Regions from separate parts of the Mus musculus genome. Here region 1 is linked to region 2. A link is a loop called in an ENCODE intact Hi-C map of the cell type or tissue named here. Cell type or tissue: gastrocnemius. All regions are shown on one strand. Links, peaks and the distances in the headings refer to the core of each region. The heading gives the core; the rest is flanking DNA. Region 1 overlaps Akap6 (A kinase (PRKA) anchor protein 6). Region 2 has its middle 8.9 kb from the start of Gm40425.

What was found. Peaks named below come from ENCODE experiments on the same cell type or tissue, not always from the same donor. Only the 100,000 strongest peaks of a DNase experiment are listed, where the experiment ranks them.
Region 1: a loop joins it to region 2, with 5 times the contacts of the local background. A loop is called at or near these places in 22 of 42 quality-filtered maps.

The regions. Positions count from the first base shown.
Region 1 is chr12:52,916,805-52,921,200 of GRCm38, reverse strand. The region is part of intron 5 of Akap6 (A kinase (PRKA) anchor protein 6); the gene reads right to left. Among named protein-coding and RNA genes, the nearest start is that of Gm51971, 120 kb to the right of the region's middle. In gastrocnemius, for the core only: a CTCF peak has its summit at 2,086 (motif pointing left); a DNase peak (open chromatin) is centred at 2,070.
Region 2 is chr12:54,556,582-54,560,977 of GRCm38, reverse strand. No RefSeq gene overlaps it. Among named protein-coding and RNA genes, the nearest start is that of Gm40425, 8.9 kb to the right of the region's middle. In gastrocnemius, for the core only: a CTCF peak has its summit at 2,649 (motif pointing right); a DNase peak (open chromatin) is centred at 2,676.

The DNA of each region.
Region 1 (4,396 bases), core at 241-4,240, 1.6 Mb after region 2:
AGGTAATCACATTGACTCCTCAGCTCCTCAGCATGGAGACATCAGGCCAAACGCGTGCTCAAACAGAGGTTCTGTCTGAAGGGACTATTTGACTTCCAGAACATACTGTTTGGAGGCCCTGATTGAAAAGAAGGTCAATGCTAGCCCAAATATCTCTCTACCCCCTGAGGTGGAATAATTGATGTGCGGCAGCCCTTAAGGATGTGGAGTCACCAGGGTGATGGATGGATATACGTATATTATTCACACGTACATCTGCTAATACACAGGTCCCAGTGCAAACACCAGGACTTAAGAATATTATGTGGATTTAGGACAATCCCTGAAGGACTCCGGTTCCATTAAAATCTTGTTTTGGCAGCCTGGGGCAGATCCATTCCAACTCCCACACGCTTTATGCATTCAAAAGGGGGAACCAAACCACTTTAAAAATAAATTTAATAAATTTTTGTAATGTCAAGTTATTAACATCCTGTCTAGTCATACAATGTTCATATTTTTAAGAAGTAATATTAAAGCTGCAGAGATGTTAACCCTTCTAATAGCTGAATTATCATTTTTATTTCCATTGTGGTTTTTTTTAATTGCTTTATCTTGCCAAAGGAGATGAATCACACCCCTACAAACAAAAGGAAACCTTCGGGTTCCCCCTTCTTGTCACAGATTCACTAGCCAAAACACAGAATTTCAACTTCTTTAAGAAGATGTGAGCCATTCCTACCATACACTCTTAAGTACTCAAGGAAGATGTGCAAAAGTCGCCCAAATAGGAGAGTCTTCCTCGCCTACCACTGCTAATGTCACCTTCCCAAAAGTCATCCCATAGGTAAATGTTCTCCTGGTTAATATAAAAATCTGAAGTTTTTACTATATATACCAGATAAACTGATTCAAGTTCCCAAAATTCCATGTGATAAGATGTGAGTCCCTGGTCCTTAATCAATGCCCTCAGCCAGTCCTGTGCATGGCCCACAGAACGCAAGGCCTGTCTGCAAACTTTTCTTCAGTGCTCAGTACACCATAGCTCTGGATGTGCTGTGCTCAATAAGCTCACCACTTCTCTGATCATCTAGTTAAAAGCAGCCATTACTGTCTGAGAAAAAAGTAAGCTATAAGTTAGTAAACTGGGCACTAACGATATTCAAAATCATGAGAATTGTTACATATTATGGCCTAAGAGCCCTTAAACCAAGCAGGAAGGAAGTGCAGTTCTTCCTGACTGGGAAAAGTAACACGAGTCTCCTAGACACACAGAATGAACCATGAGAGCACTGGAATGTGGTTATGACCGTCACATGGCCAAAATGAGCCTCCCTCTCTGCCTATGCCCCCTCCATGTCACAAGCAAAGGCAAAATGCCCGAATGCTGTAGTTCCTGACAGACCCCACCACCACCACCACAGCAAACGACTCAGGCTGGGTGCTGAGTATTTCAGATAAACAGGAGAAATGGTACCATATCCTGCTAAACACTCAGCCACACTTTAAACTGATGGGAGCCAAGGGACAAGCAAATGGAACGTCAGAGCACTCAGAAAGCTGTAGCCTTGCTCCTGAGGCTGAAGGGGGTGGTGGGCAACTGGGCCCAACGCACGCTCTGGGCTTTGAAGTCTGGCTGACTGAGCCCTGTTCCTGAGGAGCACAGCCCCACGGCAGGCAGCTCCTGTTCTTGTGAAGGAAGCTCAACTTGCTTAGGCCATGGCTGTCCGTCATCTCAGCAGAGAAGGGGAAGCAGGAAAGGTGAGCGGCAGGTGAAAAACAAACTCTTGTGATCTCTTAACTTCAAGCAATGAAAAATGGAGCAGAGGTAGACACAGGAGGGCCAGCAAAAGACCAGCAGTCAGAAGTGTTTGGGAACGCTGGTTTTTCTTGGGGTAGAAATAAAGGCGATTGAATCAGAAATGAAGCACAGAGATCTAGATGGTGATGGGAGACGTGTGCGTCTGCATTTTCTGATCATTCTCCTAACCAGACACGTCCGGTCCTCTAGTTAAATCCAATTGTGTTTATGAAGATCCGGGCGAGGGCACAATAAAGATGGGACCTCGAGAACAAGTGGAGTCTGGTGCTCCTCTGCCACCTTGTGGCAGCCAACACAAATTGCAGGCACTAATACTAGGATGAACAAAGAGGGTCAAAAGGCTGTGCTTTTAAAGTCCACCTGTAAATGGGGACTCAGATTTCCCACGCACAAACACGGATCTGCCTCGGTTCTTATTACCTACAGTGAAAGCTGTTCCTAGAGGATGATAGAGGTTTTTTTTATTACATGGGGTCCCTGAGCTGCTGCTGCAGGCTGCCTGGAAAAGGACAAGAAGGTTGTCTGCCAGTGTTAGACTGAATATTCGTGGAGCACGGTTTGAAAAAAGAAAGCAGAAATAAGGAAGAAGCTAAAGTGCCCATCATGACAAGATTTAATTAAATAAGCCGGGGCATGTCCACGTGATCAAACACTAAGGAGCTGTGAGAATGTACCGGAGTTCTTTTGTATACAGATGGAAACAGGTCTGTGGAAGCACTTTACTGACTTATATCCAACACGGACTTGCAAGTGTGCTCGTCTCACATAAAAGGGCTCCACAGAACACAGAGCAGACTGCCTGGGCTGGTTAGTCGGCAGGGTGGAGGTCTGTGCTTTTCGCTTTATGCTGTCTCACGTTGTTTGCTTTTCTCACTGAGTGTAGCGTGATGTTTCTCTTTAACTAGACATTGAGTGAAAGGCAGGGGCTGAATCGCGCTTCCTCAGTCCACACTACACACTGCTACATCTGTGGAGTGATGATGTCCCAGTAGCTTGGTGTGCGCGCGCACACACACACACACACACACACACACACACACCTGGCAGTGCCTGGAGGCCCGGCTCATGCGGAGAAGCATTCATCCATCTACACACCTCCCTGCATCTGAGTCTTTCCCACACTCAGTTGGGTGTAGTTCAGGGTGCCATAGACCAGAACAGGGCAGACAAAAAGATGTTGTCTGACATTTCTGACTGAACATGAGCGAGTCTCAAAAGCAGCTCTTGGTGTGAACCCCTGATTCGCCCTGTAATCTGCTCCTGTCCCCCTCCCCCAACCCACTCCCACTCACCCAGTATTCCATTCCCACTGCTCTGATGTTCTTGGGTTTTTGTTTTGTTTTGTTTTGTTTTGTTTTGTTTTGTTTTGTTAGAGACAGGGTTTCTCTGTGTATCCCTGGCTGTCCTGGAACTCACTCTGTAGACCAGGCTGGCCTCGAACTCAGAAATCCGCCTGCCTCTGCCTCCTGAGTGCTGGGATTAAAGGCGTGTGCCACTACCGCCCGGCTTGCTCTGATGTTCTTAATCTCCGAATCCACCTACAAACTCTTTGATCTTAAACTCGACCCTCTATATCTAAGGTTTTAGCTTTGATTTTCATGCCTGGTTTTGCCAGGTGCAGAGGTCCAGCATGGCTTCCCAAGTCTGCCTAAGTACAGGCACAAATTGTTGAGATGTCCCTGTACGTTTGGAAGAGACTTCTTGATGGTTTCCTTTCGAGATATTTTCCATTCACGGCACAGACAAGGGACTGCTTCCTTTGGTATTTAAGAAATGCATGTAAATCCAGAAGTAGAATAGTAATGACCCAACAGAAGACCAGACACAGATAATGAGCAGACAGACCCAAGGAAAGAAATGCAAACGATGCCCCCAAACATGGAGAAGGTGACAACCCCACCCCAAATGCTGGAAGCACAGTGGTCATCCCTGCTAACCACCGCATGGACAAGGCTAAGCAGTGTGCAACAAGCTTCAACAGCAGACGGCAGTGGGCGTGCTCAGCACGGAGCACACACCGCATCGTCTCCAAAGACAATCTAGTAATAGATGAAAGTTTTGAACGTGTATAGCCTTTTTAGCCAGAAAGTCTGAATGTAAGGACATGCTCATACCAAACAAGATGATTAAGGTCTGAGCATGTGCACAGAAGCATCGTTGGAGATAGAAGACTACACATAACCTAAGGGTCTAGCATAAAGGATTGCTTAAAGAAAATCACAGAGTACCCCAGATGGAAATACTGTTAAAGCCATCCAAAGAGGATAAAGTTGTGTTATAGTTACTGCTTTTGATCTGTTGCTAGTTTAAGCTGGGCACAAAGCACCGCACATATGTGTAGCTGTTTTTAAATACTTGGGATAATCGTGTGATGATATCAAGAAAGAGCAGAGAGCTGGTGTCTGAGAGGACAGGAGGGAGGCCTCTCCTCAGACCTTTATACTGCCACCCACTTCGAGTAGTTTCTGCCATGTCTGCACACAGCCAGGCAAAAATCCATCATTTTTGAAGAATGATAACTGCTTGTCCGTAGTAGAACATCAAATACTCTATTCAAGCCAGTCCTCTACTGTGATCATTCAGCTAAACTATGCC
Region 2 (4,396 bases), core at 216-4,215:
CACCACCACCCGGCCAGAATTTCTTTTCATTTGGTGACACCGAATAATAATAAGTAAGGCAATATCTACCATTACTGTATTTTTCCCTTTATTTAGACAGATGTTTTCATACTTTGGACACTGGCACTCCTTTGTCCAGCAGTTATTTTGACTCTGATTAGGATTCGTTGAGAAAGTGGGATTCCAGGACAAGGAATGATATATCCCTCAGCATAGGCAGAAGTCTTACAAATTTGTGGATTCTTAAAGCCTGCTCACCAGACATTATCCTAAGCAGACCTGGAAGTGTTCTGGAGCCTCTGAAACCTGTTCTGCTGATTGATTGGTAACTGCTGATTGGTAACTGCTGATTGGTAACTACTGATTGGTAACTGCTGATTGGTAACTAACTGCTGATTGGTAACTGCTGATTGGTAACTGCTGATTGGTAACTGCTGATTGGTAACTGCTGATTGGTAACTAACTGCTGATTGGTAACTGCTGATTGGTAACTGCTGATTGGTAACTGCTGATTGGTAACTGCTGGTTGGTAACTGCTGATTGGTAACTGCTGATTGGTAACTGCTGATTGGTAACTGCTGATTGGTAACTGCTGATTGGTAACTGCTGGTTGGTAACTGCTGATTGGTAACTGCTGATTGGTAACTGCTGATTGGTAACTGCTGGTTGGTAACTGCTGAATGAATCACCAACCCACCGAACCTGGGTTTGCTCTCGACTCTAATGCATGTTACCACAGCTCACCACAGCTCTTGTGGGCCTTGCTTGGAGGTTTTAGTGGTACCAGGATACAAAAATAATAATAAAATACTGTCTGGTGTATTTCTTTAATTACCTCCTTGATTTATTTACCTAATAGATTTAGCCACTGAGTTAAGCATAACTTACACATATGAAAGTGTAATGCCTTATAAATTCTCTACTCTGTGATGGTTAATCTTGTCAACTTGGTGAGATTTATAATTGCATAGGAGACAAACAGCTAGGTGTGTTGTGAGAGCATTTCAAGATAGGTTTAACTGAAGAGGGAAGACCCACCCTGAATGGGGGAGGCCTGGGGTCCTAGACTGGATAACACAGATCTCATTCATTCCCTTCTGCTTCCTGCTTGAGCACACTCCTATCCCAAGCTCTTGTTATGCCTTTCCCACCAGATGGGAGGTACCCACCAACCACCAGCCTACATCAACCCTTCCTTAAGTTGTTTATGTTACAGCAGTAACAAAGTAACTGATACAGTCTTAATGTTTAGGAAAATGAGTGACTTTGTTTTTACCTCTTCTCTCTGGTTTGTGTTTTTCTTAAGAGGTGTGCTGGTTAGCTAACGTGCTGGTTAGCTAACGGAGGGAGTGCCCTGGCCAAGTGACAGTCTGAGAGAGGCTTAATCCCTGGCAGCCTTCTTCTGTTTTGTTCTTTTTTTTAAAAAAATTAATTAATTTATTTATGTATATGAGCACACTGTAGCTGTCTTCAGACACACCAGATGAGGGCATCAGATCTCATTCATTACAGATGGTTGTGAGCCATCTTGTGATTGCTGGGAATTGAACTCAGGACCTCTGGAAGAGCAGTCAGTGCTCTTAACTGCTGAGCTATCTCCCCAGCCCACTTCTGTTCTTTGTGCCCAGTTGCCCTCTTCTTACCTGTAAGGCAGGATTCTCTCTTTGGATTCTTCTCTGTCGGCAGAAGCTTGGAAAGTTTATCATGCCAAAGAAATATAGTGTGAAGAAGGACCTTCTACTGCCCCCCCCCCACCCCCCAGGGTTTCTCTGTGTAGCCTTGGCTGTCCTGGAACTCACTCTGTAGATCAGGCTGGCCTCAAACTCAGAAATCCACCTGCCTCTGCCTCCCAAGTGCTGGGATTAAAGGCGTGTGCCACCACGCCTGGCCACTGTGGTCTTGATGCAGCCACTGGTCACATTATCATGACTGCGGCATATCTAGATAGGAGCTTCGGGTTCCAAGGAACTCCTGATTTAAAGCCAGACAACAAGGCAAAACAAGAGAGAATATTCATGTGGAACGTCAAGAAGTGCATTTGCCACCAAGTCCTTTTATGTCCCAGGACTTGTAAATTCCAGTTCGAGTATCTTTTAGCAGAGCTGTGTGTTACAGAGTAGACAGACCTTCCTGCTCTTCCCCATGGTGATCAATGAGAGAGGGGATAACAAGGTCACGGCACCCCCTCCCTGGGACTAGTGCAAGGGAAATAGTGTGCTTAGTGTCAGACCTGTGACCCTAGGGTAAGATAGTAGCCTTTCTGGGCCTCAGTTTCTTGTCTGTACCATGGGGACAATAATTTCTGCCTCACACTGTGGCTATGATTAATAATGGAGGATGTATGAAAATGCTTAGATTGGTGACTGGCATGACACAGGTGCTTGGCTTGGTTCTTTTCTCATCCCAGACCTTCAGTGGGGCTTACCACATTTAGGACAAAGTCAATCTCTCTCTTGACAACATCTCTGTTATTTGTTAAGCTGTTCCAATGGCCCAGTCAATGTACTAAGAGTTATGGTTCCCTGGTCAATTGACCTATCGTTATTAAATTGTGTTGGCTCTGCCCCTTGCTGCTGTTGTCGTTCTGCAGTGTATTGATTTACAGTCTTCTCCAGACCCTTCTCTTGTAGCTGTTGATACTAGTCTGGAGCACTAGATGGAGCCATTTTACTGTCAATGACTTTCACAGACACCCTGCTCTAAAGAGAAACCTGTATTGCCAGGCATGCATTGGTGTAAGAAGCCATCTACCCCAGACCATCAACAGAGTACCTTCACATCCTGTATCTCTTTCATTTATACCAGGGAGGATGCAAGGCTTCAAAATCACCCAGAAAGCTTCCAGCATTGATTTAGTTCTAGAATAAAAGACAGCAGGAAAAATATGGAGTACATTCAGAAGGAAGCCATACATTTGCCTGAAATTGGGCAATGGGAAGGCATAAGAAAAAGTCAAATCATCATGATTTACTAGATACTTCAAAGACAGGCAGGCAGTGCCGCAGTGGACTCTGGCAATGAAGGCTTTCTAGGGAAGTGTGTAGGCAGTTATTACTCTCTACTACAGAAGAGAACACAGGCAGAATTAATTGTGTGACCACAGGAGAGGTTGTCAGTTCTACAATCAGGAGTATGTAATATAATAAGGACAATTATAAGAGAGGTGTTAATGTTTATATTATGCAAGGCTTCAGCATGTCTGGCGTGGATTATTTCTCATCCAGATAGGAGACAGGAGTGCTTTCTCTTATTGTGATGTGTATCTTAAACTTGGCATGGCATAGGCTATGACAGTAATCCTGAGGCTCAGTAGCACAGGCTAGGACTGGATTTGACTTACTCAGCTCAACAGTGGTTTTTACAGTTATTTGTGTGTTTTGATAACATTAGGGATCCAGAGGAGGCACTAGCATTTTTGATTGGCTTCTGAAAATGCTTGTGTTGGTGTTGGGATGTAGCTCGGTGGTAGAGCGCTTGTGTGAAATGCCTCCGTAAGGGTCAGGCTAGAGGGAGGAAATGATCACAGACCCCTTTTTAGCATTTATTCTTTGAGCTTCCCTTTAATTCCTCATGATCTTTTAGGCTGTGGGTTTGCTTGTGTGCCTTATTTACTCTTGCAATATCTGGTAGATGAATAAGGTAAAGGGAGGTAGATTAGCTCACACCATTACATGTTCATGGTCGCATATCAAATCCACAGGGCAGTACCAGATTTCACCTTCTTCCCAGAGTCACCCAGCTTGTCTCATGAGTGGTTTCCCAGTTCCTTCCTGTCCTTTAGAGTCATCATCAGCCCTGGGTCTCAGCTCTATCTTGGAGGGTCCACGTGGCCTTTCAGGTTACTCTTGGCTCTGACAGATCTATATGGCTTAGAGAGTTCCAGTAAACCCTCACCTTTCCAAGGTGAGCTATAGACCCTGGACTAACACCTTTATTACAACCTTGTAATGGACTGTGAAACAGAGAACTTAACTAAGTCCTAACTGTATTCTTGCCCCAGAGAAACCAGGACACTTGAAAACCAGTGCTACTGCCTGCTTCATACCAGGTCATTACATCTTCCCTTAGAGCCTGTGTGTGCACAAACTGCTAGATACACCTGAGTTTGTGCTCCACTGCTCTGATATTTAACAGATTGTCGGGTATGGCTGTAGAGCAACTCTGAGACGTAGCCGGTTCTCCAGCATTCTCCAGCAGCATAATGTTAGAGACATCCTCCCTAGGACTTGGAGGGGGAATCTTGCCATATGTGGCTTCTAAATGACTCCATGTGATTCCTGACTCTTGATAATCACACCCTGGTGTGATTGCCTCTCACTGAGTGTGGAACAGACAGAGTGACTTGTGAATGACCAGTAGATTATGACAAGGGTGATGGGGGTGTTAGTACCATATT